Regions from separate parts of the Homo sapiens genome. Here region 2 is linked to region 1. A link is a loop called in an ENCODE intact Hi-C map of the cell type or tissue named here. Cell type or tissue: heart left ventricle. All regions are shown on one strand. Links, peaks and the distances in the headings refer to the core of each region. The heading gives the core; the rest is flanking DNA. Region 1 overlaps GALNT17 (polypeptide N-acetylgalactosaminyltransferase 17). Region 2 overlaps GALNT17 (polypeptide N-acetylgalactosaminyltransferase 17).

The links. Peaks named below come from ENCODE experiments on the same cell type or tissue, not always from the same donor. Only the 100,000 strongest peaks of a DNase experiment are listed, where the experiment ranks them.
Region 2: a loop joins it to region 1, with 3 times the contacts of the local background. A loop is called at or near these places in 3 of 110 quality-filtered maps.

What each region holds. Positions count from the first base shown.
Region 1 is chr7:71,546,810-71,563,631 of GRCh38, forward strand. All of the region lies in intron 5 of GALNT17 (polypeptide N-acetylgalactosaminyltransferase 17), which reads left to right. Among named protein-coding and RNA genes, the nearest start is that of MIR3914-1, 250 kb to the left of the region's middle. In heart left ventricle, for the core only: no CTCF peak of the experiment used is centred there; no DNase peak of the experiment used is centred there.
Region 2 is chr7:71,607,131-71,623,952 of GRCh38, forward strand. The region is part of intron 6 of GALNT17 (polypeptide N-acetylgalactosaminyltransferase 17); the gene reads left to right. Among named protein-coding and RNA genes, the nearest start is that of MIR3914-1, 310 kb to the left of the region's middle. In heart left ventricle, for the core only: a CTCF peak has its summit at 8,048; a DNase peak (open chromatin) is centred at 8,201; H3K27ac peaks cover 3,706 bases.

The DNA.
Region 1 (16,822 bases), core at 3,615-11,614:
TCTCAGACCCTGGAAGTCATGGTACCACTGGGCAAGGGCACCATGGTTAGGCCATTAGCCTCCTCTCAGAAACTCTTTTATGGGTCCACTTACCCACTTTCCTGCCTTGAAACAATAGAAGAACTAAGGGTTTTATCTTTATCTTGGTTTTTTATTTCTTAAATTCTGTTTCTTTGGTTTTCTTTTTTCTTTTTTTTCTTGAGACAGAGTCTCACTCTGTCGCCCAGGCTGGAGTGCAGTGGTGTGATCCTGGCTCACTGCAACCTCTGCCTCCTGGTTTCAAGTGATTCTCGTGCCTCAGCCTCCTGAGTAGCTGGAATTACAGGCATGCAACACCACACCCAGTCTTATTATTATTATTATTATTATTTTTGAGAAGGAGTTTCATTGTGTCACCCAGGCTGGAGTGCAGTGGCGCGATCTTGGCTCACTGCAACCTCTCCCTCCCGAGTTCAAGCAGTTCTCCTGCCTCAGCCTCCCGAGTACCTGGGATTACAGGCCCCTGTCACCACACCTGGCTAATTTTTGTATTTTAATTGAGACGGGGTTTCACCAGGCTGATCTCAAACTCCTGACCTCAGTGATCTGCCTGCCTTGGCCTCCCAAAGTGCTGAGATTATAGGTGTGAGCCACTGCGCCCGGCCCAGCTAATTTTTAGTAGAAATAGGGTTTCACCATGTTGGCCAGGCGGGTCTGGAACTCCCTGAGCTCAGGTGATCTGCCTGCCTTTCCCTCTCAAAGTGCTAGGATTACAGGTGTGAGGCACCGCACCCAGCCTTAAATTCTGTTTCAAACTTAAGCCCGGCCTCTGGTTTCAGCCTGCAGCAGGAGTGAAACCCGCACTGAGAGAGGAGAGACTGTCACTATTTTCATTGATAATGAAAGCAGTTTTCTAATGATAGAGGAAGCACAATAAAAGCTATCTCATAAATGGCTTTTATTACCCATTGTCTAGTCTTTCCTAAACAATAGGTTATTAGCCATATGTAATAGGGATTGAAGCTAATTGTTTTCCTTATTTTTCAGATAAAGAAATGAGTTGTACACAGTGATTTTTTTAAGGACACTTATAGCACTAATATTGTGTGAATCGATTTAGTTGAGAGCCATGTGAGAGAGTTAAAAGTTCATAGAGGAGTTGGGTGCGGTGGCTCTTGCCTGTAATCCTAGCACTCTGGGAGGGCAAGGCGGGTGGATTGCTTGAAGTCAGGAGTTCAAAACCAGCCTGACCAACATGGTGAAACCCTGTCTTTACCAAAAATAAAAAATTTTTTTTTTTAAAAATTAGCTGGTGTAGTGGCGTGCACCTGTAATCCCAGCTACTTGGGAGGCTGAGGCAGGAAAATCACTTGAATCAGGAAGGTAGAGGTTGCAATGAGCCAAAATCGCACCATTCCACTCCAGCCTGGGCAACAGAGCAGGAGTCTGTCTCAAAAAAAAAAAAAAAAGTTAATAGAAACTGGGTGCTTTGTTCATCTCTTTGTTTTCTTGAGTGGTTGAGATGCATTCCTGTCACACTGTGCCCCCAAATGACAAGGACAGCAATCTTTTTTTATGCTTTCTTGCCCATGGGTTACAGGGGTTTGGCCTTGTGGCCATGGGCCACACCATCTTTTCTTTTGTTGGGAGGAGGGAGGAAACTGGCTGGCCTTAGAGTTCAACATTGACAATCTGGTAGAAGGTAATTGAATCATGGTGGTAGGTTTCTCCCATGCTGTTCTCTTGATAGTGAATAAGTCTCATGAGATCTGATGGTCTTATAAAGGGCAGTTCCCCTGCATACACTCTCTTGCCTGCCACCATGTAAGACATGTCTTTGCTCCTCCTTCACCTTCTGCCACGATCGTGAGGCCTCCCCAGCCATGTGGAACTGTGAGTCCATTAAACCTCTTTGTCTTTATAAATTATTCAGTCTCAGGTATTTCTTCATAGGAGTGTGAAAATGGACTAATACAGTGTCCTGTCTCTTCTTCCTCAGAGCGGACACCTCCAGAAAGGAATGCTTTCATTAAGGAAAAAGGCAGCCAAAATCCTGTTTCCATAGAGTCTTGTTTAATTCTTTGTGTTACATCTCCATGTCATTATCAATGAATCAGCCTCCAGTGAAATAACTGACTGCACTTGTGGTTTACGTCACTGAGCCAGGAAGCCAGGGAGTGGGGTGTGTGGGAGAAACAGCTTTGCTTCTGAGCCTCTGGGGGTTATGGATAGGAATGCCCCTTGCCAGCTACTGGACCTGGTACTGTGGTGGCCTCTGTGTATATCCCTCAGTGTGCTGTGATCTTCAGGAGGGAAGGGATGATAGAGTCCACGTTTCAGCTGGCCTTTCTATTACTCGAGCAGAGTCGCCAGTCTTTCTGGATATATGTTCCTTTGTTGACTTGTTTCTGGAATGGAATTCCATAGGCTTTTAGACCTATATGGCTTGAAGAGGTGATAAAAGAAGGCATCTACAAGACCATTAGAAAAGATCTTGGCTGGGCACGGTGGCTCATTCCTGTATTCCTAGCACTTTGGGAGGCCTAAGGTGGGAAGCTTGCTTGAGCCTAGGAGTTTGAGACCAGCTTAGGCTACATAGTAAGACTCTGTCTCTACAAAAAGTACATGAGTTAGCCTGGCATGGTGGTGCATGCCTGTAGTCCCAGCTACTTAGGAGGCTGAGGCCGGAGGATTGAGGATTGCTTGAGCCTAAGGAGTTTGATGCTGCAGTGAGCTACGATCATGCCATTGCATTCCAGCCTGGGCAACAGAGCGAGACTCTTTCTCATAAATAGATAAATAGGTAGATGAATAAATATATTACAATATACATTAAGACTTCATGTAAGTTTCATTATACCGAAAGAGTAATTGTTTTTTTCTCCTTGAGTTGTGTTAGAAAAAGTTCTTTTCTGTTATCACAGCTTAGTATATGCCAGGCCCAGGAGGGAATGGGGTCATACCAAGCCCCTGGAAGAATTTTGGAGGAAAAAGAATCTTGTTCTGTTTCATGGGTCTTCTGGGAATGCAGAAGAGGAGGATCCGAGGGAAAGGAGGTTCTGAGAGAAAGTAGATTCTCTCCGTAAAAGCATCCAGAGAAAGCGTGTGGCTTTCTCAGCTATATTCTGACCCTGCTCAAGTAATAACCATGTTTCAACCTAAAACCGTCTCCTGCTTGTCTTTCAATGCACAGAGCTCAACATACTTTAAAGACAGAATAATTAGAATGTACTATGTACAAAATAACTACTAGCTCAGATGAGTCCTGCCCCAATTTAAAATTGAGAACAGTGAGTGCTAGTGTTATGTTTTTAAATGAAACTAAGCAAAACCACTTCTTTTCTGATTATAAAAGTCAACAGGTTCATTGTAAAGGCATGGGAAAAAATTTAAAGAAGAAAATAAAAGTATCCCACAACCTTACAACCTAGAAATAATGATAGGTAACTGGTTTAGCATATTACCTTTTATTGACCTGTATATAAATAAATATTGGGTCATACATAGCTATGATTGTGTTTTGACTTTATAACTAGCATTATTACATGAGCTTTTTATTATATCATTCAGTTGTTTTTTGTTTTTTTGTGTGTGTTTTTTTTGTTCTTTTGAGATGGAGTCTCGCTCTGTCCCCCAGGCTGGAGTGCAGTGGCGTGATTTTGGATCACTGCAACCTCTGCCTCCCGGGTTCAAGCAATTCTCCTGCCTCAGCCTCTTGAGTAGCTGGGACTACAGGCCTGTGCCACTATGCCCAGCTAATTTTTTTGTATTTAATAGAGACAGGATTTTGCCATATTGGCCAGGCTAGTCTTGAACACCTGAACTTAAGTGATCCACCCACCTCGGCCTCCCAAAGTGCTGGTGGGATTACAGACGTGAGCCACCATGCCCAGCCTTCATTCAGTATTCTTTATATGATGTTTTAATAGCTGCATTCATTTTATCATGGACTGTGCCAAAATATACTTAATTATATCCCAATTGATATAAATTTAGAAGATTTTAATTTTTTCATTATGATCGATAATATTTTGATTTAAAGTTTTGTACAAAAACTTTTTTTAAATCTCTGATTTTTTTTATTTCCTCTTCTGGCTTTTTACAAGATTTTGCCTTTGTTTTTAAATTTCCCATTATGATGTATCTAAGGATAGATTTCTTTTTATTTGTTCTGCTTGAGATTTGTTGAGCTTTGAATATATGTGTTCATTTCCTTCCTCAATTATGGGACATTCTTATCTATTATATCTTCTAATATTTCTTCTGCCCTGTTTACTGTCCTCTGGGATTTCACAAACTGGTGTCAGATCTTATCATTGTATTATTTATGTTGCCTACCCTCTTTTATTTATTCTTCATCTTTTTCTCCCTCTGTGCTTCATTCTTCATAGTTTCTTCTGTCTTAGCCTCTAGTTCATTAATGCTCTCTTCAGCTGTGTCTAATCTGCTGATAAATGATCCACTGAGTTCTTAATTTTTGAACTTTTTGATTTTAGATTTTTCTCTTTTTCCTTTTTCAAATATGTTGTGCTACTTTTTGTGATTTCCAGTTTCCTGCCAAAAATTTTAAGCTTGCTTTTTAATTTTCTTAAGCACAGTAAACATAGATGTTTTCCAATAAGTCTGATAGTTCCAGTATCTGGAAGTCCTGTGCCTCTCTTTTGTTGTCTGTTATTTTCATGCAAGTCTAACTTTTGGCCTCTTGATTCCTAATGCTTTTGATTGTCTTTGATTAGGTGTTAGAGATGTTAGCTACTGTGTTTGAAAAAGTTATGTATAGCCTGGGCAACATAGTGAAATACTGTCTCTTAAAAAAAATACAAAAAGAAATTAGCCAGGTGCATGGCACAGACCTGTAGTCCTAGCTACTTGGAAGGCTAATGCACTGGAGCCTGGGAGGTTGACGGTACATTGAGCTATGATCACACCACTGCACTCCAGCCTAGGGGACAGAGTGAGACCCTGTCTCAAAAAAAAAAAAAAAAGAGAGAGAGAGAGAGCGGGAAAGCAAGAGTTATTTGTCAAGTTAATTTGTAACCGAGGACGGTGTTACCTGCCTCTAGTGAGAATTTTTGTTTACTTCTGCCAAGAGCACAGGAGTGCTCACAGCCTCTGATTCCCTTAATGGAAATGCAAGGTGTGAGATTTTCTGGGCTTCCCAGAGGAAATGAAGTGAGCTTGCAGTTTGGGAGAGAGGCCAGGTTGACTTTCAGGTTGCTCTTTTTATTTATTTATTTATTTATTTATTTATTTATTTATTTATTTATTTATTTTGAGTCAGGGTGTTGGTTTGTCACCCAGGCTGGAGTACAGTGGTGTGATCTTGGGCCACTGCAACCTCCACCTCCTGGGTTCAAGCAATTCTCATGCCTCAGCCTCTTGCATAGCTGGGACTACAGGAGCATGCCACCACACTTGTCTAATTTTTGTATTTTTAGTAGAGACGGGGTTTGGCCATGTTGGCCAGGCTGGTCTTGAACTCCTGGCCTCAAACAATCCACCCACCTTGGCCTCCCACAGTGCTAGGATTACAGGCGTGAGCTGCTGTGCCTGGCATATAGCACTTGTTATATGCTAGGAAGGCACTTTACAAATTCTGATACTTTTAGTTCTCCTAAGAACCTTATACAGTAGGTACCGTGCCTGGCTGTGACTCTTTTTTTTTTTTTTGAGATGGAGTCTCACTCTGTTGCCCAGGCTGGAGTGCAGTGGTGTAATCTCGGCTCATTACAGTCTCTGCCTCCCAGGGTCAAGTAATTCTCCTGTCTCAGCCCCCCTCGTAGCTAGGACTACAGGCCCGTGCCACCACACCCGGTTAATTTCTTGTATGTTTAGTAGAGACAGGGTTTCACCATGTTGTCCAGGCTGGTCTCAAACTCCTGACCTTAGGTGATCCGTCCGCCTCGGCCTCCCAAAGTGCTGGGATTACAGGAGTGAGCCACTGTGCCCGGCCCACCAGGTTACTCTTAAGGGCAGACTTTTTGTATTTTAGCCAAAAATGAAGGGTGGTTTACCAGGTTGCCCATTATTAGTGGGCACTGAAACCCAACTCTCGGCTTTCTGGCCTTTTGAGGTGGCTAGAAGTGCAACCCAGCCTCTCAGTCCCGCTTTATGGACTGGAACACACCTCAAGGTAGAAGGAAACCCAGTTGCTGGGCATCTGTCTCCCTTTTCTAGTCTCGGCCAGAGTTCAACCTAATAATTTTCATTTTGTTCATCTACAGTGGTTTTATTAAGATCAAAAAATTTTATCCAGGCTGGTGTGGTGGCTCATGCCTGTAATCCTAGCACTTTGGGAGGCCAAGGTGGGCGGATTGCCTGAGCTCAGAAGTCTGAGACCACCCTGGGCAACATAGCAAGACTTTCTCTCTTAAAAAAAAATGCAAAAATTATCTGAGTGTAGTGGTATGTGCCTGTAGTCCCGGCTACTTTGGGGGCTGAGGTGGGAGGATTGCTTGAGCCCAGGAGGTTGAGACTACAGTAGGCTATGTTCGCACCACCTCCCTCCAGCCTGGGGGACAGAGCAAGACCTTGTCTCTTTAAAAAAAAAAAAATTTTCCAGCTTTTTTAGTTTTTTTAGGCTATAGAGTTGGTCCAAATTACATCATCTGACAGTCTCAGAGGCAGAAGTCATTATTATCCTTTATGATAAATTCCTAAGAGTAGAATTTCTAGGTCTAAGACATGTTTATTTTTAAGACTTACGAGACAGACTGCCAAATTACTTTCCAGAAAAGTTGTTTTTCATATTGAATCCTTGTTCTTTTTCTTCCCTTCTCCTAAGTATCTGTTGGTGTCTCAAAGTTCTGTTCATTCTTCTACAGTAATTTAAAACCTGTAACACAATTTAAATTTTAGTTGCAAGTCAGATGTAAGAAAGGGTGACTTTATTTTTCCAAATAAGAATTCAACTTGCTCTCCAGCCCTCGTGTTCACTGATGATGGAAAAGAAAACTAATCTTTTTGTTTCAAGGTAACTCAGTTTCTTCCCATTGAAAACTCCATCTCTTTCAGGACAATTGCTCCATTAAATCAAGATTTTGACAGGCTGTTATTTGTTAAGGGTCGCTCTTCCCCCTTGAAAGTTCTCCCTCTCCCAGCTTTCCTCTTAAATAGTGCCTGGAAGCAAGGGGAGCTGGTGCTGCCTTGGGGCAACGAGAGAGGTGTCTGGGCTGCGCCTGTCTTCTGGGACCTTTCTGGCTTCTGTTGACACCTCCCAATCTTGAGTTTTGTCCCTTCTGTATTCATAGCCGATGCCCTTGGCCCTGCTTCTGAACTTCAGGCAAGATATCCACCCAGTGGGTACCCTCCTGTCCCCTGACTCCCTTTGTGAACCAACCTGTCTAGTTCTTTGCTTCCTGATATGGTTTGGTTCTGTCCCCACCCAAATCTCATCTTGAATTGTACCTCCTGTGTGTCGTGGGAGGGACCCAGTGGGAGGTAGTTGAATCCTGGGGACGGGTTTTTCCCATGCTGTTCTCATGATAGTGGATAAATCTCGTGAGATCTGATGGGTTTATGAAGGGCAGTTTCCCTGCACACTCTCTGTTGCCTGCCACCATGTAAGACGTGACTTTGTTCCTCCTTTGCCTTTCGCCATGATGGTGAGGCCTCCCAAGCCATGTGGACTGTGAGTCCATTAAACCTCTTTCCTTTATAACTTACCCAGTCTTGGGGTATATCTGTATTAGCAGTGTGAGAACTGACTAATACACCTCCCCTTCGCCTGGGGTACTCAGGAACTTCAGGATTTCCTACAGGCCAGGAGCTGGCTGTGGGCATTTAGAGCATTATTTTAGGTCCTCTCTCTGCCTAAACATCACTCCACCATTCCTGCCCCACTGCCCATAGCACGCTGCAAGACAATTGCCTCCCGCCAGAGTGCTAGGCAGGAAGCAAAACATCCATCTCTTTGCCTTCCCATCCTCAAACCCATTTGCAGATTTCTGTACCCACTCCCTGAATTCCAACGTGAGCAGTAGGGTGAGGCTGAAACTCCCCCAGGAGAGACCTTCTCTTATGTCTGTCTCTTCTGTCTCCAGACTTATTCCCCAGCCCAGGGAGAATTAGCTTCTGTGTGTGTCTGTTTTGCATTGCTCTAAAAGAATATCTGAGGCTGGATAATTTATAAAGAAAAGAGGGTTATTTGGCTTACGGTTCTGCAGGTTGTACAAGAAGCATGGTGCCAACATCTGCTTGGCTTCTGGTGAAGGCTTCAGACATCTTCAGTCATAGTGGAAGGGGAAGGGGGAGCCAGCATTACGTGGTGAGAGAGGGAGCAAGAGAGACAAGGGAGGTCCTAGAGTCTTCGTTAACAACCAGATCTTGCTGAACTCATTACCACAGGGAAGGCACCAAACCATTCATGAGGGGTCTGCCCTCATGACCCAAACAGGTCCCATCAGGCCCCACCCACAACTCTGGTGATCACATTTCATCATGAGATTTGGAAGGGACTGACATCCAAATTATATCAGTCTTTTGGGGCACTGGAACTTTCCCATATGTCAGTACTTCTCAACCCTGATTGTGCTTTAGAATCAAATATGGATGTCGACCAATCAAACCAGTGTCTGGGAGTGTGCCTGAACAGAGGTCATTTTTCAAGATTCCCCAGGTGATCCTAAAGTGAGCCAGCAGTGAGCCCAGCAGCTTTGTCTTACTGAACTCATTACCATGGGGAGAACGCCAAACCATTCATGAGGGGTCTGCCCTCATGACCCAAACAGGTCCCATCAGGCCCCACCTATAACACTGGTGATCACATTTCAACATGAGATTTGGAAGGGAGAAACATCCAAATTATATCAGCCTTTTTTGGCATTGGAACTATCCCATATGTCAGTGATTCTCAACCCTGGTTGTGCTTTAGAATCAAATATGGATGTAGACCCATCATCAAACCAGTGTCTGGGAGTGCACCTCAACACAGGCAAGTTTTCAAGATTCCCTCGTTGATCCTAAGGTGAGCCAGCAGTGAGCCCCACGGCTTTGTCACAACCGCCATCCTCTGGCTTCACCGGTCTGCTGTCCTTAATATCTAAAGGGAGGCTTTTGGAATTTAGCAAATGCTTTCTGTCTCTGATGCACGGCTCGTGCGCTTGAAATCCGGGCTTAGGGACTATTGCTTCAGCAGTTAACGTCAGGAATCTATTTTATAGTCACAACAGAAAATTAACATCTCCTTTGCTTTTCTTTCTATCTCAGCTCTGACAGTCTTCCCCTAGATCAAGGCTAATGACTGCCTCTGGATGAGATGGCAAGTCCAGCATAGAAAAAGCCCATTCATAAGTTTCAAAATAAATTATTATACTCTTTTATTTGACTACTTTCTTACAACTATTTTGCTGCTACTGTAGCCCTTAAATACGCAAGGCCATCAGAAAGCTGTCTTCTTACCTGAATCTCATTTGGTTCCGAGAACAATTGCTGTCACCTGACTGTCCTTGGGTAAACATCATAGGCCAATGCTGAGAAGTGTTTTAAAAATCAGATTTGTGGAGCTTATTGTATTTGCTGAAGTGGTGTTAAGGAGACTTGGTTAAGGAGACCAAGTCACTCAGTAGAGAAATTTCTCTTGGGTCTTAGTGATCAAGTAACTATCTTTCTCTTATTAAAAATCTTTTAGACACTGCAGATCCAGCCAACGGTTCTGTCTACAGTGGGGATGAAAGAGCTTGGAGCTGAGTTTGTGGCCCACTGTTATTAAATATGTAATATGTCAGAGCCTGCATTTTGTCTGCTAAACTCACCCTCGGCATCATCTTTTTTATTTTTTTATTTTTTGAGACAGAGTCTTACTTCATCACCCAGGGTAGAGTGCAGTGGCGCTCTGCTCTCGGCTCACTGCAGCCTCTGCCTCCTGGGCTCAAGTGATTCTCCTACCTCAGCCTCCCGAGTATCTGGGACTACAAGCTCGAGCCACCACACCCAGCTATTTTGTTTTGTTTTGTTTTGTTTAGAGACAGGGTTTCACCATGTTGGCCAGGCTGGTCTTGAACTCCTGATCTCAGGTGATCCACCCACCTTGGCCTCCCAAAGTGCTGGGATTACAGGCATAAGCCACTGCGCCTGGCCCCCTTGACATAATCTTATTTTGCTCTTTGTCCTCTAATTCCCAATTAATTATTTTTATTTTTAACCTTTTTAAAGTGACCGGTTCTTTCTCTGTGGCCCAGGCTGTAGACTCCTGGGCTCAAGCAATCCTCCCTCCTCAGCCTCCAGAGTAGCTGGGATTACAGGTGCACACCACCAAACCCAGCTAATTTTTTTTTTTTTTTTTTGGGGAGAGATAGGGTCTCTCTATGTTGCCTCACTGGTCTCAAATTCCTGGCCTGAAGCAGTCCTTCTACCTCAGCCTCCCAAAGCTCTAGGATTACAGGCGTGAACCACCACATCTGGTATTAATTACTTTCTTTTCATTTTGTTTTATCCCATAGTGCCTGCATTGATATAGGATGTCCTAAAACATTCTCAGAAAACTTCTCCACCATGCAAAAATCTCAATACTCTTTCTTTCTTTTTGGAACCCTGTCAGTGTTGCTAGCCTGATGCCATTCTCGAATGTACATCCTAAAGCTTTTATCAAAGTTGTTCTTGCATCAGCCCTGGAAGTTGAAGAGGGATTATTGCCCTCCTTTTACAGATGAAGAGGAGGCTGATCCATCTTTCAAGACTTTCTCTTCACATGAGTCCCCATTCATTCTTTCAAAGTTACCTTCCTAGCTGGGTGCAGTGGCTCATGCCTGTGATCTAGCAATTTGAGAGGCTGAGGTAGGTGGATCACCTGAGGTCAGGAGTTCGAGACCAGCCTGGCCAACATGATGAAACCCTGTCTCTAATAAAAAATAAAATTAGCCAGGCCCGGTGGCGTGTGCCTGTAATCCCAGATACTCGGGAGGCTGAGGCAGGAGAATCGCTTGAACCCGGGAAATGAAAGTTGCAGTGAACCGAGATCGCGCCACTGCACTCCAGCCTGGGTGACAGAATGAAACTCTTAAATACCCGGGCGCAGTGGCTCACATCTGTAATCCCAGCACTTTGGGAGGCCAAAGCAGGCGGATCACTTGAGGTCAGGAGATCGAGACCATCCTGGCTAACATGGTGAAACCCCATCTCTACTAAAAATAACAAAAATTAGCCGAGCATCGTGGTGGGTGCCTGTAATGTCAGCCACTCAGGAGGCTGAGGCAGGAGAATGGTTTGAACCCAGGAGGCAGAGATTGCAGTGAGCTGAGATCACGCCACTGCACTCCAGCCTGGGCCACAGAGCGAGACTCTGTCTCAAAAACAAAACAAAACAAAAACACAATCACCTTTCTGCCAGTCTCTCCCAGTCCAGAGACTGTACTCTCCTCCACGGCTTCATCTTCTAGCACAGAGGTTGGTGAAATTTTTCTCTGATTGGCTGGATAGTAAATCCAGGCAAAATCAAGGATATTATGTGGGTACTTATAAACAAAGTGCAAAACCTGATTTCTACAAATATTTTATTGACAAAATCCAAAATGTAACATTAATGAGTCTAGGTTTTTTTTTTGGTAATCTGGGTCTACTAATGAGAACATTTGAATTTTCGTGTGTACAGGTGACATGTTGCTTTGTTTAGGTTCAAAGTTAGTGTTCCCATCATCATCATCAAATCAGTTATAAGTGTTCATCTGTTAAAAAAAATCCTTAATTCTCTGGCCAGACAAAAACAGGCAGTGTAGTTTGCTGATGATGCCTGTTCTAGACCTTTCTCTTTTTCTTTTCCCCAAATGTTCACTCAACCATGTCTCATCTCACAAGATAGCTAACCAGACACTTTAAAATATATATACACAGTATATATAAAGTGTCGATGGCTGACAACAGCTTAATGTGTCACCACTTCTTAAGAAGCATAGTGCATTTACAAAAACACTCTTCCAAGGCTTATTTGCAAATCAGTTTCTCAAAGCTTCAAGGAAATATGATTACCAAAAAGTAAAAGTATTATCCCGAGAAAATTGCTTATAGGGAATATCTTACTAGGGAGTTTCGATGTGGATCTTTGTTTTAATAAAACAAGCCCAGACAGAAATCAGTCAGCCAAGGAAATGAGTTTTGAGACTGGCAACTTCAGTCACCACTGGCGTTTTTTTCTGCATCTGTGAAAATTCACACCCCACAGAGATGAGGCTTCCTTTATCCTACAAAAGGAAATGCTCTTAATTCCTTGACAGTTCCCTTTCCAATCTGAAGGAAGTTGTTGTTTCAGCATGAATTATCTTTTCAGCAACAAAGGTGAAAGTGCTACTTCCACTTAAAGGCAAAGCACTGGCCTTTGGGTCCTATTTTCTTGTGAGATTATTTGTGAGCTGGATGCAGTGTTTGATTGTTTTAAAAGGCAGCCGACTTGTCCTTTTGGTATTTATATGTATAGCAGAGGCAATTGGAACTCTGGGCATTAAATTACCGTAATGTGCCAGTTGAGAATTCTATTCAAGCCAGCCAACTCCTTCCTCAAAATTATATTTTTAGTGTTTAGCAGCTGCAAGTTCCCAGAAATCTTCAAAGTGGGATCACTTATTTCACCCAGTGCAAGAGCTCTTAGCTGCTGCCAGTGTGAGATGATCTGGTCTGGGAGGCAGTTGGGTACCTGGGAGGGGCGAGAGATCAGAGGCCCCCTGGGTTGCCCTTAGTTCTGCACTTATTTGCATATGCTTCCCCTTGGTCAGGTTACTGAACCTCTGAGCCTCAGTTGGAAAATGGGGCTAATAATATCTACCAAATGGAGCTGCTTTGAGGATTCAAAATAATTATGAATCAACCAGGCGCAGTGGCTCACAGCTTTAATCCCACCATTCTGAGAGGCCATGGTGTAAGGATCGCTTGAGGCCAGGAGTCGGAGACCAGCCTGGGCAACAGAGTGGGACCTTGTTTCTACCAAAAGGAAACAATTCGCAGGGCATGGTGGTGTGTGCCTATAGTCCCAGCTATTTGAGAAGCTGAAGTGGGAGGATTGCTTGAGCCGGGAGATCGAGGCTGCAGTGAGCCGAGATTGCACTACTGCACTCCAGCTTGGAGTGCAGGTTCTTTTTTCTGTCTTATGTATTAAAAAGAAACACATTTTCAACATTAAAAACAAAAAAAAAAAAATCAGCCAGGCGCGGTAGCTCACGCCTGTAAATCCCAGCACTTTGAGAGGCTGCAGCGGGCAAATCGCGAGGTCAGGAGTTCGAGACCAGCCTAGCCAAGATGGTGAAACCTCATCTCTACAAAAATACAAAAAATTAGCTGGGTGTAGTGGTAGGTGCCTGTAATCCCAGCTACTCGGGAGGCTGAGGCAGGAGAATCGCTTGAATCCGGGAGGCGGAGGTTGCAGTGAGCCAAGATCATGCCACTGCGGTCCAGCCCAGGGGACAGAGTGAGACTCCATCTCAAAAAAAAAAAAAAAAAAAAAAAGAAAGAATCACAAATTGTCCTAAGGTAGCAGCAGATGCATTGAGATGCCCAGTAAAGGGTGCTGTTGGTCTCAGTGATGTGCTCCTATCTCATTCTCCTCCTCCTTCCCTGCCTGGTCTTTTGGCCACCGTGGCTTACCGTTATCCCCGCAAAACAGGATCCATTTGCTTGGGGAGTAACAAGCAACTCCCCATGAGAACACAGGCTTTGATCAATAGGGAATTGATCACTTGTCACAAGGAAGGAGAGCATGGGAGTATCCTCCAAAGCAGTGTCTCCCGTGGGAAAGTGACAGGAGGGTTTTATGGAATGATGGAGAGGGGAGAGGGTGTGTCATCACATGCAGAGGAGGGGTCCTAGTGGCGCAGGCACAGGGAGCCATCATGCCTTCGTGCCAGCACCCAGGTTGCATGTGATGGTAACGGAGCTGTAGCTCTCTTTAGCACCGTCATGAGAAAGTTCACTTGAGTTCATCTATAAATCGCTGGGGGAGGTCTGTCAGGAGGCGGTGTTAACCAACTAGGTGACCATATAGGGTTTAGGAAGAAACAGGCTTCAGGGCAGGAGCCTGTAAAACAGGCTGATTGCTCAAATTGAGCACATTCCTATAATCCCTGGAGACCCTGCCTGTTTGCTTACAATACTGGTGCCTGTGCCAGTGGGTATAGATTGGATGTGTGATACAACCAAAGAAGGGCAACATCTGCATTGGACATTTATTCTACTGTATTAGGAGATGGTGTAAAAGAATTCACCGTTGCTGATGTAACAAAATGCACTGAAATGAGTGAATTTGTTTTTGTTTTTGTTTTTTGAGACAGAGTCTCGCTCTGTCGGCCAGGCTGGAGTGCAGTGGCATGATCTTGGCTCACTGCAACCTCCACCTCCCGGGTTCAAGCGATTCGCCTGACTCAGCCTCCCGAGTAGCTGGGACCACAGGCACGCACCACCATGCCTGGCTAATTTTTGTATTTTTAGCAGACACAGGGTTTTGCCATGTTGCCCGAGCTGGTCTTGAACTCTGACCTCAGGTGATCCGCCCACCTCGGCCTCCCAAAGTGCTGGGATTACAGGCATGAGCCACTGCACCCAGCCTGAAATGAGTGAATTTGCATTAACCAACCTACTGATTGCCAAAGAAGTTGGCGGTACTACGAAAACACTCAGTACTGATTATACCTTGAGGGTTGGATTTGCAGACATTCATACCAGGACAACTCCAGGGGTGAGGATGAGTGTTTTGCACGTGGGACCTTGGAATGAGAAAGTGCTTAGCAAACAGCTGAAGCAGAACTAAGACCAAAGAAAACGGCAGCCTGTTTGAGTCTGAGGTCAGAGAAAAGCAGCAAGTCCCAGCAGGCCAGTGGGAATCAGGAAATAGAAAATAGAGTCAGCCCCTGATCCCTGGGTCAGGAACCATCATCATGATAGAATTTGGAGATATGGCTGCCAGAGAACAGAGACCAACGGGTGGCTGGGGTCTAAGAGAATGTCAAGAGATGACAGGTGTCAGGGAAAAGCAAGGGTAAGACATGACACCACCAGGACTTGTGCCCAACAGGTGACTGAGACAGCGAGCCACATGGTGACAAGCAGGCATCCAAGCGGGAGAATGTCACCAAACAGGGGAATGAGGGGTGGGTGGAAGACACTGGTCCAAAGGGGCTGCCTTCTGGTACATTCTGGAGATAGACACTCCCCTGATTTACAGGCTATGGATCAGCAGATTTTGTTTTGTTTTTTGTCTTTTTTTTTTTGAGATGGGGTCTCGCTCTGTCACCCAGGCTGGAGTGCAGTGGTGCGATCATAGCACACTACAGTGTCCAACTCCCAGGCTCAAGTGATTCTCCAGCCTCAGCCTCCCAAGTAACTGGGAATACAGGTGCGCACCACCATGCCTGGTTATTTTTTTAAAAAATTATTTTTGGTAGAAATACATAGTCTCACTATGCTGCCCGGTCTGTTCTCAAACTCCTGGACTCAAGCAATCCTCTAGCCTTGGCCTCCCAAGTGCAAGGATTACAGGTGTGCACCACTGCATCTGGTTCACAGTCTCTGGTTTCTAGCTCCTTCTTTTCTCTCCACCACTGGAGCCTGCTCTTCCCATACCTACAGCCTCACTCATTGATGTACAACACAGGGACACAAGCCTTCAACCAGAAATCATTATTATTACATTGTAATATATAATGAAATAGTTCTACAACTCACCATCATGTAGAATCAGTGGGAGCCCTGAGCTTGTTCCTGCAACTAGAGGGTCCCATCTGGGGGTGATGGGAGACGGTGACAGATCATCAGGCATTAGATTCTCATAAGCAGCTCTCAGCCTAGATCCCTTGAATGCACAGTTCACAACAGGGTGTGCACACCTATGAGAATCTAATGCCGCTGCTGCTCTGACAGGAGGCAGAGCTCAGGCGGTAATGCGAGTGATGGGAAACCTCATCTGTCAGTACAGATGAAGCTTTACTCACTTGCCTGCCACTCACCTCCTGATGGGCAACTTGGTTCCTAACAGGCCATCAACTGGTGCTGGTCCATGGCCTGGGGGTTGAGGACCCCTGGTATAGAGTAGCCAGGCGAAAGGATCTATAGGGTTGATGGCTGGAAAGGAATTAAGAGAGGCAGAGATGCCAAGGAAGAACTTGTACTTAATTCAGAAGGGAATAGTGAGCCACTGAAGGCTTTAGAGGAGGGGAAGCATCTAGAATGAAGATGAGTCCTTTTTCACCTATGAAAAGAAAACACAATGAGCTCAAGAAAGCTGTATATGTCTTGGTGCAAATATCGGGCTGCCACCCTCTTCTCACTGTCTATTCCTTTTCTGTCATTCAGTTGGAACTGTTGTGTGTGTTGCATATATTTCTGTAACAGCACCAATAAGTGATTATTTTTAATTTCTGTTCTTCTCTTCTGTAATGGAGCTATTAGGCTTTGGCAGATCCCTTAATATGATTATCATTTTTGAATGATTTTGAATTGAAGTGTTTGCACTCATGGTCGTAATCGCAGTTGACTTTGAAGGATGAGGCTGGAGACTCACGTTCTCTGATCTCTTCAGCCCGCAAGTGGTATCAACTGCAGCTTCCACAGCTGGGTAGGTGGTGGGGACACCTTGGAAGGGAAGCAGCAGCCGTGCTTTGCTCCTGATTGTCAGGATGAAGTGGCTGGCCTGCCACTCACGAGGCAGGTGCCAGATGGGATGGGTGGTAGCTTCCTGTTGGAGGACTGCCCCTCCCCAGTCAGAGGACAAGGACAGCTCCTCGTTTATCAGTCCAGGCAGGTAGCTCCAGAATACAAAGCAGGTGCCCACTGAGCTCGCCAGCAACGCTGACTGGCCTGTCCATGGGCAGATATGTCTTTTTTTTTTCTTTTTAAATTTGTTTTGAGACAGGGTCTCACTCTGTCACCC
Region 2 (16,822 bases), core at 3,329-11,328, 60 kb after region 1:
CGCTGCACTCCAGCCTAGGTGACAGAGTGAGACCCTACCTAAGAGAAAAAAAGGAAAATACAAATTGATACCCAAGATAGCGATATGGTGAGAAGCCCACTAAAAATACTTCTAATACTGCCTGAGAAACTAAAGGAGTTCATCATCAGTTCACTAAAGAATTTTGTTTGAATTCTTGACTTCAGTAAATTGATGATGAAAGAATATGAATAAACTTAAAAAATCTAAAGCCTGTGAGAACATTTTGTAACACAAAACAATAAAGTCGTAAGAGTTTAAAGGTGGATCTAATTATTTCTTACTTGAAACACATAGAAAAGTTGGAAGACAATTTTTACAAATTCTCAATAAGATAGAGGAGGGCTTTATACCTATTAATCATAAACAGGGTGGCAGGTAATAAGCAAGTGGAATAAAACTGTTAGAAAACATGACACGTACTATTTGTTTGTTGTTAATTTCCACTGAAGAGCAAATTAACACTGAAAGATATAAAGAGATAAACTCAAGAAATACTGCTGAAGGAAAATGAGAAAAGATGACCTGCCAGGGTTGTAAGACATAAAGATATAATCTATGAAAAACATAATTTCCCAAAGAAAAGGAGAAAAAAAACCCCACAGATTAAAAGAGGAAAACAATCTATCCCTTGATTTTCACTTTTCTCTTGGTACTTTCTCAATAGAGTAAACCAAATGTGAACCAGACTTCCTTCTTCCTTCTTGATGGTTAACTTCCTTGGGATGCACACTGAACTAAGTTAAGATAGGATAAGCTATGCTACAGTAACAACTTAGTCCTGAACTTTCAGTTGCCTCACACACAAAACTTATGTCTCATACCTGTAAAATCCAGTGAGAGTTGAATGACTCTCTAGAGCAGTTTCCTTCCAGGTGGTGACTCAGGGATCCAATCTGCATCCCACTTACATGACATAGGGAGCCCATATTCTGTTTTCCCCAGGAAAGTTCTGAATTATTCCTGTTGAGCTGACATAATGATCACTAATACCTCTTTTTACTCTCAGAAACGTGCATGTGAGTACATAAATCATATAGTCATCTGAGAGTTTCACCCCCTGAATCTGGCTTTCAGGTCACTGCAGCAGGAAAGAAAGAATGGAGACTCATGGGCCAGTTTTGTTCTGAAATGCTTTGATCCTGGAGTGATGGATACTGTTTCCCACTTGCCACTCATGCAGTTGCTGGCTCCATCCATCTACCAGGGGTTGGGGGAGGGGGAAGGGACAGGACTTGGGTTGGGATGGAGGTGTCACGTGGACAGTCAGTGAGCAGTAAATGTCAGGATCACAATAACCTTAGTAAAAACCAAAATAAAATGAAAAGTGTTACACAAATACAAGTAGTATCAACATAATGAAATTCTCAAGTACCATCATATAATTTTGAGCTCTGCTATTGTAACAGCAAAGGGAGACCTGAATTGTGCTTGGTTTCCTCCACTGTCTGGCCAGGTTCATAGCAAACACCATCTCATTTTTTATCCCAGCATTTGAGGAGTAGTCAGGTACCAGTGGAGAGCTGAAAGTGGAGGACTGGGGTCATAGAAGACCCTTTGTGAGTAGTGAGGGCTTGAAGAAGAGACCGAAAAACCAGCAACTGGAGATGAACTGGGAATCCTTTATTATTAATAATTATTATTATTAGAAATGGGGTCTTGCTCTGTCACCTAGGCTGGAGTGCACTGGTGCAATCATAGCTCACTGCAGCCATGAGCTCCTAGGCTCAAGTGTTCCTCCCACCTCAGCCTCCCAAGTAGCTGGGGACTATAGGTGCTTACCACCACTCCCAGCTAATTTTTTTTTTTTTTGGTAGCGATGGGGTCCTGTTTTGTTGCCCAGACTCATCTCAAACTCCTGGGCTCAAGTGATCCTCCCATTACAGCCTCCCAAAGTACTGGGATTCCAGGTGTGAGCCATTGCACCCAGCCATCTTTTACTCTTCCTGATCAAAGCCATTCTAGCATGCTCTGCCTGTCTAAGTCTTCTCACTCAGGATCCACATCACAGCCTTGATGTCTATACCAAAGGATGTGCCTTTTATCTATTTCCCCGGCATTGGTTCGTTTATTCTGAATCTTTTGTCTGGACTTGTCTGTGTGGATTATGGATTCAGAATGAGTGAGCATTTGAGAGGGAGTCGGGTACCATAGACCTGAAAGATGAGGACTGAGGTCACCAACGTTCCTTTTTGTAAGCCGTGAAGGCTTGAAGAAGAGGCCAAAGAACCAGCCACTGTGGAGGTGAAGAAAGAAAGCAAGTTCAATGCATCAGGCGAATGGGAGTTGCAACAAGAAAGTAGACATTGTTGTTCCACCATTCTTAACTCACAGCAAACTGAGAAAACAGAGAGAGAGAAAGAGAGAAATAATTTTTTTCATTTTTATTATTTAAAATTTGTTTATGGGTACATAGTAGGTGTATATATTTATGGGGTACATGAGATGCTTTGATACGGGCATGCAATGCATAAAAATCACATTATGGAGAATAGGATATCCACCCCCTTGAGCATTTATCCTTTGAATTACAGACAATCCAATTACATTCTTCAAGTTATTTTAATGTATACTATATGTATATAGTGTGACTATATACTATGTACATAATATGAGTATATGGTGTCACCATATAGTCAATAATAACTTAATTATTACTAAGTTATTATTAATAACTATCTAATTGTGCTATTAGTAGGTTTTATTCATTCTTAAGAGAAAGAATTTATATAGCTGATGTGAAAAGTATAATTAGGCTCAATCGATAAATATTTATTCATCAATTATATGATGAGTGAATGAACACATATAATTAATAGACATTTTTTAGAACTTTAATACCTCCCAAAAAGAGAATGTAATGTCTTTTTAACTGTGTCCATGAATCAGTCACAAAAATTGATCTACTAAGCTGCAAAATTTTCATAGACCTTAAAAAGTAGAAAATTTACAGACCTTATTCTCCGATCACAATATAATAAAATCAAAAATTGATAATATAGAATTAAATAAAAAGACCCCTGATGGAAAGATATCCTAGCCATTAAAATGGTCCTAAATGACTAGGTGTGGTGACTCACACCTGTAATCCCAGAACTTTGGTAAGTCAAGGTAGGAGGACCGCTTGAGGTCAGGAGTTTGAGACCAACCTGGGCAACGTAGCAAGACTCTATCTCTTTAAAAAATAACTGGGCATGGTTGTGCACATCTGTAGTCTCAGGACTAGCTACTCAGGAGGCTGAGGTGGCAGGATCACTTGAACCCAAGGCTGCAATGAGCTAGGATCATACTACTGCACTCCAGCCTGGGTGACAGAGTGAGACCCTGTCTCTCACTAAAAGAAAATAAAAAATTTTCCCTAAATACAGCATTCTGGGGCAAAGGAGAAAACCAAAAATATCCTAACAGGCTGCTAAAAAATTATTGCCAGTGACAACAATATTTATCAGAATCCAAGGAATGTTGCCAAAATAATGTCCAAAGGGAAATACACAGCTTTTAATGTGGTCATTATTATTACATGAGATTCTGGAGAAATCAGGAATATTCAATCTCCATCAAAAAGGCATGATGCGGTGGCTCATGCCTGCACTTTGGGAGGCTGAGGTGAGCGGATCACCTGAGGTCAGGAGTTCAAGACCAGCATGGCCAACATGGTGAAACCCCTTCTCTACTAAAAATATAAAAATAAGCCAGGCATGGTGGCATGTACCTGTAATCCCAGGTACTCAGGAGGCTGAGGCAGGAGAATCCCTTGAATTTGGAAGGCGGAGGTTGCAGTGAGCCGAGATCACGCCACTGCACTCCAGCCTGAGCGGTGACAGAGCGAGACTCCATTTCAAAAAAAAAAAAAAAAAGTCCACTGGCCACATAACCTCTGAGCTTCTGTCTGATCTTTTGTCTCCACTGTCTTCTTTATGCTTCACATCCCATTCATCCACAGGTTTCCCCTGGGCTCCTTCAGATTATCTCGCAGCAAAACCTACTCTCTACTCCAGTGCCTTCTTTCCCCGAGACCATTATTCCTCCCCACCATGGGATCTTCCAGCTGTCTCTTCTTGCTAAGGCAGATAGAGTCCTGTTGTTCCCTCATGAGAAACATTGGTTATATCCCTCTACTGTCTGATTGAAATCTGTCCTCTGGGGTGGGCACTCAAGGCCCATTCCACGTGGACCCCATCCAACTCACTGGATTTTAAGATCCAGCCCAGTGTTAGCTGACTTTTAGTTACCAGTCATCATTCCCTCCATCCTGGGACTCTTCCTCTGCTTATATTTGATTTGACCCTGTGATATCACAGAGAAACAAATATCAGTTGCTTTGTCTTCTTCCCAATAGCTTATACGCTTCTGTGCCCTGACCCACTTCCTTTAGGAATCTCTCTGCTCCTCCTCTTCCTCACTGTGCCCCTGCAGAAGGTCTGGAGCACACAAATCCAAGATAAATGTTTCCTTGATGACAAAGAACTCTTGTCACGGTCTAGAGCAGTCATACATCCAAAAAAAACACGCACTTGCATGGTGGCATGCACACATTAAACTCCTAGGAAAATGGAGAAATTATGTATTATCTAGTGCCATGAAAATGCTAAAGGAATTTGGACAAAGCGGAAGACCATGGTGTAGAATAACCTCGGATGCCCTGATGTTGCAAAATGGAAAGCATTGTGTCAGTAAAGGGATGGATGGAAGAAAATGACCTCAAGCAGAGAGAGAAAGTGAGTATTGGGAGTGTGTGGTACAGCTTAGGGGCCGCCTTATCTGGAGAGGAAAATCTCCAATGAGAAGCACAGGAGATGAGCTTGGATGATCCACACACTTACCACCCAGCCACAATTTGGGTGCAAGTTGGTGCCATCTCTTGGTTGAAGCAATCGGCATCATTCAGGCCAAAATAGATGTCTTTGTTCTTTTTGTTCTTGGAAACCCTGCTCAGTTTGTATTGACAATGTACATTAAATTCAAATGGAATGTTCCCCCAGTGCAGAAGATTTTTTCAAACTTAGACTATGAGAGCAAAGGAATTTGAGGTCACACTTGAGTTAGTGTGAGTAGGAGAAACAGGACATTGACCCGAATGCTTTGGATTTTTTGTTTGCATTTGGATTCTATGCCTTTGGATTTTCATCCCACATTGCACTGTGGCTAACTCTAGCACAACCACATACCCCATCTGAAGAATTGGGCATATGGAAATAGACCTTTAGACACTAAATATTTGTCATTTTATATTGTGCATAATTACTCTGCCTGCATTGCAACGTGGACCACCAGCATCCAGCTCCACGCTCTTCGTGCATTGGGTCGAAATTAGTTAAAGGAATGCGTAAAGAAGAGGTTGTGTTCAGCAAGCCATGGTGCTAATATTCTGATTAAGTGTGAGCTTTTTGGCACACAGCGTAGATGAGATGTGCTGTTGTATTAATAGGCTGTAAATTATAAATAATTGCTTGATAGGATGAGAACCTGAAGCGATGGGTTTCTTTACAGAATGCTGATTATTCCCTCAGTAACAAAAGACAAGGGAACCGATTCCTGCAATTGTTTCCCTTTGGAAAGGAAAGGACATTTTGGTCTGTCATGTTGATGGAAAACACTAGAAATTTCCTTTGTGATTATTTTGTTCCCTTTCATCCAAGCTCCTAGTTTATTCTCACACATGCAGACATAAACTGGGCAGGGTGAAAATTCCCTGCATGAACCATTCGGTTTTCGGTTTGCCAGTCCCCATCAATGACAAGTATTTCTTTATCTGGTCAGAAAATGGAAATTCTGTTTTCTGAGCCAGCCAAGATACCAGGTACAAACAGAGCTTCCCCCTGGGGATTCACAGCCTGAAGGTGGTTAACGGCCCCCCTCTCGCCTATCACCAGACTCCAGTAGACGTTTCTGATGCGGGGAGGCTAGTTCTGAATCCAAGCCAACACTGGTTGTTGGTTCCAATTAAAAAGCAATTGCATTCCCAGCAGTTCAGGGCTGCAGCCAAAAATACAGCATGTTCAGAAAAGCATGATCTTTTTTGAGAGGCGGTTACTCCATCAAGGGATAGATGCTGCCAGGGAGAGCTAATGATGGTACATTCGTATGTGATAAAAATTTAAAAGTTCAAAGAAGAAAGCAAAAGGTAGATGATTTACTTTGAAGTTATTTGTAGATGGCAATGAGGATTTTCTGTTGGTCTCTTTTTCCCCCAGCATTAATCAGCCCATTTATTAGAAGACAAACAGGAATTGACCGTTTGTCAGACAGCAAAGAAACAGAGCAATCACATTAAGGAAATCAAAGGCGAGAATGTCAAAAGGTCAGCATTAAGCAGCCCTGGGAAGCAGTGTCACTCTGCAGACGTTTCAGCCAAATCCTTCTTTCCATGAGTAGCCTCTGCTTTTTGGGAGGACCAATGAGCATAGAGAGCTTGGAGGGACTTTCCAGTTCATTGCATTCTGTCTCCTCTGCTGGTCAGAGGCTTATGTCTGGGTATTTTTAGCAACCTCCCTCTGTCTTTGTTGGCTCCAGAACACATAATTTCAGAAAAATCAGGTATAAAATCTCAATCCCAGCACTTTGGGAGGCTGAGGCAAGAGGATTACTTGAGCCCAGGAGTTCGAGACCAGCTTGGGAAACATAGCGAGACCCCATCTCTATGATTTTTTTTTTTTTTTTTTTTAGTTAGCTGGACATGGTGATGCACACCTGTAGTCCCAGCTGAGGCAAAAGGATCACTTGAGCCCAGGATTTCAAGGCTGCAGTGAGATATGATCGAGTCACTACATTGCAGCCTGGGTGACAGAGTGAGACCCTGTCTCTTTAAAACAAACACACAAAAAACTCATAACATGGAGAGTCAAGAACTCTGATTTGTTTCAGATCTGGATCACTCACTACAAGACCTATTACTTTTTATTTTAGTCCTCATAGTGCAGGATTTTATGATAAAACTGTTTAGACTTGTCACCAACAAAGTTAGTATTTCAAAACAAAACAAAAGCCCTAATCCCCCAAACTTTTGTGATCACATTAAGTTGGATCAACCCAAATTTTCCTTCTGGAGAGAGCCAAGAAGTCATAGGGAGCAGGTTGGGTATCTCTAATCCAAAAAATCTGAAATCCAAAATGCTCCAAAATCTGAAACTTTTTGAGCACAGATATGACTCAAAGAAATGCTCTTTGGAACATTTTGGATTTCAGATTTCCAAATTATGGATGCTCAGCCTGTTAAATACAGTGCAAATATCCCCAAATTTGAAAAGATCCAAAATCTGAAATGCTTCTGAGGAGTTGCAGATCAGCCTAGGTAACATAGCAAGATCTCATCTCTACAAAAAATTAGCCAAGCATATTGGTGCATGCCTGTGGTTCCAGCCACTCAAGAGGCTGAGATGGAAGATTGCTTGAGCCCAGGAGTTCAAAGCTGCAACGAGCAGTGATCACACTGTTGCACTCCAGCCTGGTGACAGAGTGAGACCTTTTCTCAAAAAAAGAAAGGAAGGGAGGGTAGGACAAAGAGACAGAGAGGAAGAAAGGAAGGAAGGATGGAAGGAAGGGAGGGAGGGAAGAAAGAGAAAGGAAAAAAAGAAACAGAAAGAAAAAGAAGTGGAGAGAGCGAAAGAAACAGAAAGAGAAAGAAACAGAGAAAGAGAAACAGAGAAAGAGAAAAAAGTAATAGAGAAAGAGAGAGAATGAAAGAAACAAAGAGGAGAGAGAAAGAAACAGAAAAACAAAGAAACAGGGAGGGAAGGGAGGGAGGGAGGGAGGGAGGGAGGAAGGGAGGGAAATAAGCAAAAAAAACCACTTCTGGTCTCAAGCACTTCGAATAAGGGATACTCAGCCCATGATGTCCAGCCTCACATTTCTAGTGCTCCTCAAGAAGGACACGGATTACTGTTTGTTGCCAAGGTGGCTTGTTTCAAGACCAGCGTGATTGGCAAGAATCTTCCAGCACCACTGTGGCAGCTTTTGGTGGAAGGAATATAGCCCTGACTGGGAGGCTGCTGGGGAGATGACAAGGCCAGCGCTTCAGCACATAGCCTGCAGAGGCCCCATTGCCAGTGCCTAATGTAACTGAACAGGCCATTTGTCATATTTAATTTTAGCTGCAGTGGCTCAATTGGGACTTTATCCAGACTGGCTTCCACTCTGCTAGCCTGCTGTGCTCCCCTTGTCCCAGGCTGAGTCACTTATGTCCCTGGCCCTCCATCTGCCAGCGAGACCTCCGAGTCACTGATACTGAGATCATGGGCCCCAGATGTGGCTTTTCCAGCCTGTGCAGTAAATTAAAGCACCTTGGTGCCCTTTTTCTATCTGCACTTTAGGAGCAAAGCACTTTTTTTTTTTTTTTTTTTTTTTTTTGAGACAGAGTCTTACTCTGTCACCCAGACTGGAATGTAGTGGCACAATCTTAGCTCACTGCAACCTCTGCCTCCTGGGCTCAAAGGATTCTCCTGCCTCACCCTCCCAAGTAGTTGGGACTACAGGCACATGCCAACACGCCCTGCTAATTTTTTGTATTTTTAGTAGAGACAGGATTTTACCATTTTGGCCAGGCTGGTCTCCAACTCCTGGCCTCAAATAATCCACCCACCTCGGCCTCCCAAAGTGCTGGGATTACAGGCGTGAGCCACCGCGCCCGGCCTCAAAGTGCTTTCTTACTTTTTACTCTGCATCAACCTCTTTTCTCTCCAAGGAACTCTGAATGAATGAGACCATGAGAAGAGGCTTAGCCTCCACTCGGCTTGACAGGAGGAAAGGAAGGAGCTTTCCCCTGAGGATAGCAGGGGAGGAGGTGTCGTCTTGCCCACCTCTGTCCAGGGCAGGTGTAGCACAAGGCAGCAGGAAAAGCCCAGAATTTGGATTCAGAAACCTCGATCCCAGTTTTGAATGTGGTTCTTAGTTGGGCGAGACTGAGTGTCTGTAAGATTGAACCAATGTGCCTATAGACGAGCTCCCAGTTGGGTGGGATGGGAGGGCACTCTTAGATCATCAGAGAGTGGGGCTTTGTCAGTGGTGAAGATCAGAATGCGCCTGGCAGGTGGTCAAGACTGGGGCTCTTACTAGAATCTAGTCTGTTCGAGTACCCTAGGGTGGGCGATTCACAGTAGTGTCTGAAGCTGAACTTGAAGACAAGTAAATTCCAGATTCTTTCCCCCCCGTCCTCTCAGAGACTTGATTGCTTCTCTTGTCCTCACTCGCTCCTCAACCTCACCTTTTGTTGGCTCTTTTTTACCATATGAACTGGCCAGTCTTCTTCCTTTCCAGCTGTGTGCTTCTCTCCTGGAAATATTTTTTTATTATTATTTTTATTATTTATTTAGTAAATATCATTAATTATATACTAATATATAACTAATAACTAATATATAAATATTTGATATGTTAATACATTATATGTAATATAAATATATAATAATTACATATAACTATATAATCTGATATTCTGGATATTAGGCCTTTATTGGATGTACAGTTTATATATTTTATATTTATATGTAATATAAATATATAATGTATAATTATAATCATAACATGTAATATAATACATTATAATATATAATATATTGTGATTGATGTATATAATATATAATTACAATTTGTTTACATTATATATTATATTTATATGTTATATATTATGTGTTAATATGTAACTAATATATTAGTGTATACATTAGTTAATTATATAATCATATTATATATTATAATTATGTATTGCATATTATATTATAAAAGTATACATTATATAATTAAGAATATATAATTCTTATAAGAATCATATTAAGAATAAATAATTATTATATCATATGGTTAATAATTAACTAATTTATATATGAATATATTAGTTCTATATTAATATATAAATATATTAATTACACATTAAATACTATTAACTATATGAATATATAAATATATTAATTATGCCACATATAATTTTATTATATATGTGATTATGTATCAGTTATATACTTAATTATATAGTAAATATTATTTATACAATATTATTTATTTACTTATTCATTTGCATTTCAACTTTTATTTTAGATATGGGGGTACATGTGCAGATTTGTTACATGGGAATATTGCATGATACTGAGGTTGGAGTATGGATTCCATCACCCAGGTAGTAAGCATAGTACTTGATAGATAGTATTTTTGGTTTTTTTTTTGCAGGGGCGGGGGGGGTTGGTTTTTTTGTTTTTTTTTTTTTTGAGACGGAGTCTCTGTCACCAGGCTGGAGTGCAGTGGCACAATCTCAGCTCACTGCAACTTCCACTTCCTAGGTTCAAGCAATTCTCCTGCCTCAGCCTCCCGAGTAGCTGGGACTACAGGTGCCCACCACCACTCCCAGCTAATTTTTGTATTTTTAGTAGAGACAGGGTTTCACCATGTTGGCCAGGATGGTCTCGATCTCTTGACCTCGTGATCCACCTACCTTGGCCTCCCAAAGTGCCGGGTTTACAGGCATGAGCAACTGGCTGCTTTTGTTTGTTTGTTTGTTTGTTTGTTTGTTTGTTTGTTTGTTTTGAGATGGAATCTCGCTCTGTCACCCAGGCTGGAGTGCTGTGGCGCGATCTCGGCTCACTGCAACCTCCACCTCCCTGGTTCAAGCACTTCCCCTGCCTCAGCCTCCCGAATAGGTGGGACTACAGGTACTTGCCACCATGTCTGGCTAATTTTTTTTTGTATTTTTAGTAGAGACAGGATTTCACCATATTAGCCAGACTGGTCCCAAACTCCTGACCTCAGGCGATCCACCCACCTTGACCTCCTAAAGTGCTGGGATTAGAGGTATGAGCCACTGCGCCCAGCCGATAGATCGTTTTTTTAACCCACCCCCTGCAAACCCTCTAGTAGTCCACAATATCTGTTGTTCCTGTGTTTATCTCCATGTGGGCTGAGTGTTTAGTTCCCATTTATAAGTGAGAACATGCAGGATTTGATTGTCTGTTTCTGCATTAATTCACTTAGGATAATGGCCTCCAGCTCAATTCATGTTGCTGCAAAGGACATAATTTCATTTGTTTTATGGCTGCCTAGTGTTCTGTGGTGTATATGTAACACATTTCCTTTATTCTACCATTAATGGGCTCTTGGGTTGACCATGTCTTTGCTATTGTGAATAGTGCTGTGATGAACATACGAGTGCAGGTGTCTTTTTGGTAGAATGATTTCTTTTCTTTTGGATAGATACCCAGTAATGGGATGGCTGGCTCGAATGGCAGCTCTGTTTTAAGTTCTTTGAGAAATCTTGAAGCTGCTCTCCACAGCAGCTGAACTAATTTACATTCCTTCCAACAGTGTGTAAGCATTCCCTTTTCTCCCGTGCCATGCCAGCATCTGTTGTTTCTTGCCTTTTTAGTAATAGCCATTCTGACTGGTATGAGATGGTATCTCACTGTGGTTTTGATTTGCATTTCTCTGATCATTAGTTATGCTCACCATTTTTTCATGTTTGTTGGCTCACTTATATGTCTTCTTTTGAGAAGTGTCTGGTCATGTCCCTTGCCCATTTTTTAATGGGGCTATTTGCTTTTTGCTTGTTGACTTAAGTTCCCTATAGATTCTGGATTTTAGGCCTTTGCTGGATATATAATTTGCAAATATCTTCTCCCGTTCTATAGGTTGTCTGTTTGCTCTGTTGATAGTTTCTTTTGCTTTGCAGAAGCTCTTTAGTTTAATTAGGTCCTACTTGTCTATTTTTGTTTTTGTTACAGTTGCTTTTGGGGACTTAGCCAAACATTCTTTGCCAAGGCTGATGCTGAGAAGAGTATTTCCTAGGTTGTCTTCCATGATTTTTATTGTTTGAGGTCTTATATTTAAATCTTTGATCCATCTTGAGTTAATTTTTGTATATGGTCAAAGATAAGGTTCCAGCTTCAATCTTCTGCATATGGCTAGCCAGTTGTCCTGGCACCATTTATTGAGTAGCAAGTTATTTGCTCATTGCTTCTTTTTGGCAGCCTTTTTAAAGATCAGATGGTTGTAGGTGTGCATTTAATTTCCATGTTTTCTGTTCTGCTCATTGGCCTATAGTACCAAGCTGGTTTGACTACTGTGGCTTTGTAGTATAGTTTGAAGTCCAGTAGTGTGATACCTCCAGTTTTGTTCTTTTAGCTCAAGATTGCTCTGGCTATTTGAGCTCCTTTTTGGATCCATATGAATTTTAGAATAGTTTATTCTGATTCCGTGAAGAATGACATTGGTTGTTTAATAGGAATAACATTGAATCTGTAAATTGCTTTTGGCCATATGGCCATTTTTATGATATTGAGTCTTCTAATCCATGAGCATAGAATGCTTTTCCATTTATTTCTGTCATCTCTGGTTTCTTTCAGCAGTGTTTTCTAGTTCTCCTTGTAGAGATCTTTCACCTCCTTGGTTAGCTGTATTCCAAGGTATTTCATTTTCTTTGTGGCTATTTTAAGTAGGATTGTGTTCTTGATTTCACCCTCAGCCTGGAGATTGTTGGTGTACAGAAATGCTACTGATTTTTGTACATTGATTTTGTATCCTGAAACTTTACTTAAGTCGTTTATCAACTCAAGGAGCCTTTTGGCAGAGTCTTTAGGGTTTTCTAGATATACAGTTTTATTGTCAGTGAAGAGAGATCATTGGATCTTTTTTTCCTGTTGGATGCCTTTTCTTTTTTTCTCCTGGCTGATTGCTCCAGCTAGGACTTCCAGTACTATGTTGAATAGGAGTGGAGAGAGTGGGTATCCTTGTCTTGTTTCAGTTCTCAATGGGAACAATTTGAGCTTTTGCCCATTCAGCATGATGTTGGCTGTGGTTTGTCATAGATGGCTCTTATTATTTTGAGGTATGTTCATTCGATGTCTTGTCTTTCGAGGGTGTTTATCATGAAGGGATGTTGGATTTTATTGAAAACCTTTTCTCTGTCTATTGAGATGATTGTATGGTTTTTGTTTTTGATTCTGTTCTGTTGGTGAATCACACTTAGTGATTTATATAAGTTGAGCCAGCCTTGTATCCCAGCAATAGAGCCTGTGTGATCATGGTGTATTCACATTTTGATGTGCTGCTGAATTCAGTTTGCTAGTATTTTGTTGAGGACTTTTGCGTCTGTGTTCATGAGGGATATAGGTTTGAAGTTTTCCTTCTTGTTGCATCTCTGCCAGATTTTGGTATCAGGCTGATGCTGGTTTCATAGAATGAGTTAGGGAGGAGCCCCTCTTCCTTGATTTTTTGGAATAGTTTCAGTAGGCTTGATATCAGTTTTTCTTTGTACTTCTGGTAGAATGGAGCCCAAGAGTTTGAGGTTACCATGAGCTATGATCATGCCACTGCACTCCAGCCTGGGTGACAGAGCAAGACCCTGTTTCTAATAAATTAAAAAATTACAGTCACAAAAACTGTTTTAAAAATAAAAGTTTTTGAAACCATTCTTGTCACTCAGAGAGTAATTTTTAAATAAATTGGAATTAACAAAAAAAGGCACAAAACCTTTATTTAATTGATGCATAACGGATATACATAGTTTTGGGGTTGATGTGATCATTTAATGTATTCGTGTAATTTTCAAAGATCAAGTCAGTGTACGTGGGATATCTGTCACCTTAAATATTTGCCTTTTCTTTATGCACCAAACCTTTTTGACAGAAAAGGAATAATTGTCAGAAGCATAAAGCCTTGTCAGTGTCAAGTTTCTGCTGACCTCTTCAGCTATTCTGGTTGTCATTTTTTTTTCTGGCATCAATAAGCATTTTTTCCCTTTGGATAAATATCAAGTTTATTCTGATTCTCAATTCACATTGGCTTGCAAATTCAGATGACACTGAAGACCAAATTACTGCCTGTGGGACAATGGACTTTGTTTAGTTGCTAATAGGGGATTTAGTAGATAGCCCAAGAGACAGGATATGGGTCTGAGATTACACTTAGTTGCATTTTTTAAAAACTATGTTAATTATAGGCTTAAGTCATGTATTCAAATGCAGATATAAGAAATACAGCATTCCCATATTTTAATTGGATCCTTAGGTAAAGAGAGTTTTAGCCACTCAGCTATTAATCCAGCCTGAACAACTCTGCTATAAACGCACTTTCTTCTGAGCGCCTTTTTTTTTTCTCCCTTGCCTTACATCATGCTCTGTGGCCTCCTGAACTTTTCCTTTTCTTCTCAGTATACATGAAATACTTATAGCTACTTCATTAGCTTTCTTCTGTCTTGGATCACAAGCTCTCTAAGAAGAGCATCTATGTCGATTTTATTCATCAGTGTATCACCTGACCTGCCTAGCATGGTGCCCGGTATGACACTTAACCTTAAAGAAATATTTGTAGGAAGGATGGCTGAATAGGCGGGTGGATGGATGGATGAATGGATGAATGGATGGATTGATGGATAGATGGATGGATGGATGGATGGATGGATGGATGGATTGATGGATTGATGGATAGATGGATGGATGGATGGATGGATGGATGGATGGATGGACAGACAATGGATAAAAATAATAATTTTTTCTTTCTTCTATTTTTGACAACTGTGATAAGATCATAACATCCTAGGCTAGATGGATGGATGGACAACAGATAAAAATATTTTTTTCTTCTGTTTTTGACAACCGTGATAAAATTATAACATTCTAGGGTAGAAATGGAACCCTATTTGATGCACCCTTTAATTCTTCATCGAAGGGTTCCCTTGGCCTCTCTTCCAGATTGGTCACATACTGTGTCACTAAGAAAGGGCTCTTGCCCTCCTCCCTTAGAAGAGTAAACTAACTTTCTTTTGATCATGGACCCTGGGGTTCAATTTTTTTCATTTGTCACCAACAAAGAGAATATCATTCCTGCATGGATATCTTGGCAGCTGCTTGATTTTCCCTCCTTGGAGAGGAGAGACCAGTAAACCTTACACCATAATCTACCCAACTCCTTTGCTGTGAGAGACTTTCCAACTTTTGGTACTTTGGAATGGTGGCCCTGCAACCGAAGAGGTCAGTGGGCAGGACCACAGGCTGCATAGCTTTGGAGCACACCTCACAGGGGAACAGGGACCCAGCACAAAATCTGCGGGAATGGAACTCCTAGAATGGGCAACATGGCGGCTCTGCCATTGGGCTGGTAGAAGGCCTGTTCTGCAGGCTACCAATATGAGAGTGCCCCATTGTATCAATCAAATGTTCTAGGCATTCTTCTGGGGCTTTCCTCACATAGAAAATGAAATCATACTCTTCCAAGTGTTAAGTGCATCAATTCAAACACTGGACACAGAAGACTTTAAGACTTACTCGATGAAAGCAGCTGGAATCCTGAGTCTTCAAAGATATCTTCTTGTCTCTAGGATGAGTGGCCTGACCTGCAAGCCCTCTGGGTGTCTGTCTTCACTCTCACTGGTGTCTCTCTCGGCTTCTGCTGGCTTTAATCTTGAATGCATCAACTGTCTTGGACTCCTACCTTGCCCATGACAACATGAAGTTTCTCTTTATGTCACTTTAGGATCTAACACTTCCAGGACACAACAGCTCTCATGAGTTGACCTGACTCTTTCTGGATTGATCTCTGTCACTCCTGTTTGTAGGCTGAGAGACTGCTCTTCTGGTCTGGTTAGAGATGGGAAGAGGTGGAAGGACTGGGAAGACCACAGGCTCTTCAGACAATCCTCCATAAATACAGATTCTCCCAGGCGAGTTCTAAGGCACTATAGGTAGCAGGAAGTTGGCAATAGTGCTCTTGGTAATGTTTAGAATGTCTCTTACAAAACCCTGTGCTGGACTTTGAGGGATTCCCATGGGGATGAATCAAGATCTTTAAGCCCAGACTTTCCTCACTGACCCTGCCTTTTCCCTTCTCACCATCCCCTCTGGACTCCATCTTATGCTCTTCAAGTTGTCAAGTTGTTTCCTCTGAATGACTGTGGTATTTGGCCTACATCACAATTCACCTGCCACTTGCCATCTCCTGGGTCTGAACCTTATCCCCGCTTTCAGACTATGAGCTCCTAAGTTCCCTGAGAGAGGATATCATATTCTCTCTGTTTGCGTAGCAGTGAAAATCATCAAACTTCCTGAATGCAAACCCTGTCTCTGTGGTTTACTAGTTGTGTGGCATTAGGCAAGTTACTTAATCTCTCTGTGCCTCCTTTTCCTCATCAGAAAATGAGAAGAAGAATCATATCTGCTTTCCAGGGTTTTTGTGAGGTTTAAATAAATAAATACATGCAAATGACTAAAACAGTGCCTGGCTTGGAGGAAGCCTTCGTACGTGTAAGCGCTTGTTTCTGCTCTCGGTGGTAGTTTTTTTTCATTTCTATTTTATTTTATTTTATTTATTTTTGAGACAGAGTCTTACTCTGTCACTCAGGCTAGAGGGCAGTGGTGTGATCTTGGCTCACTGCAACCTCTGCACCCTGGGCTCAAGTGATTCTCCTGCCTCAGCCTCCCAAGTAGCTGGGATTACAGGCTCACACCACCACGCCAAGCTATTTTTTGTATTTTTAACCTTGCCCAGGCTGGAGTGCCGGACAAGGTTTCATTACGTTGGCGAGGCTGGTCTCAAACTCCTGACCTCAAGTGATCCACCTGCCTCAGCCTCCCAAGGTGCTGGGATTACCGGCGTGAGCCACCGTGCGTGGCCTCAGTGGTAGTTTTGTTTCTCCTGGCATGAAGGTGCTTAGGAAGCATCAGCCATGGTGTGCATGCATGTGTACACATGTGAGCATACAGTCTTCCCCCGTCCTGTCATCTGCATTTCCACCATCTTTGTCCCTTCACCAGACAATGGCAAAAGACAGGACCAAAACTCCAGTTGCTTAAAGACCCAAAACATGGATCTATAGTGGACCAAGGGGTCC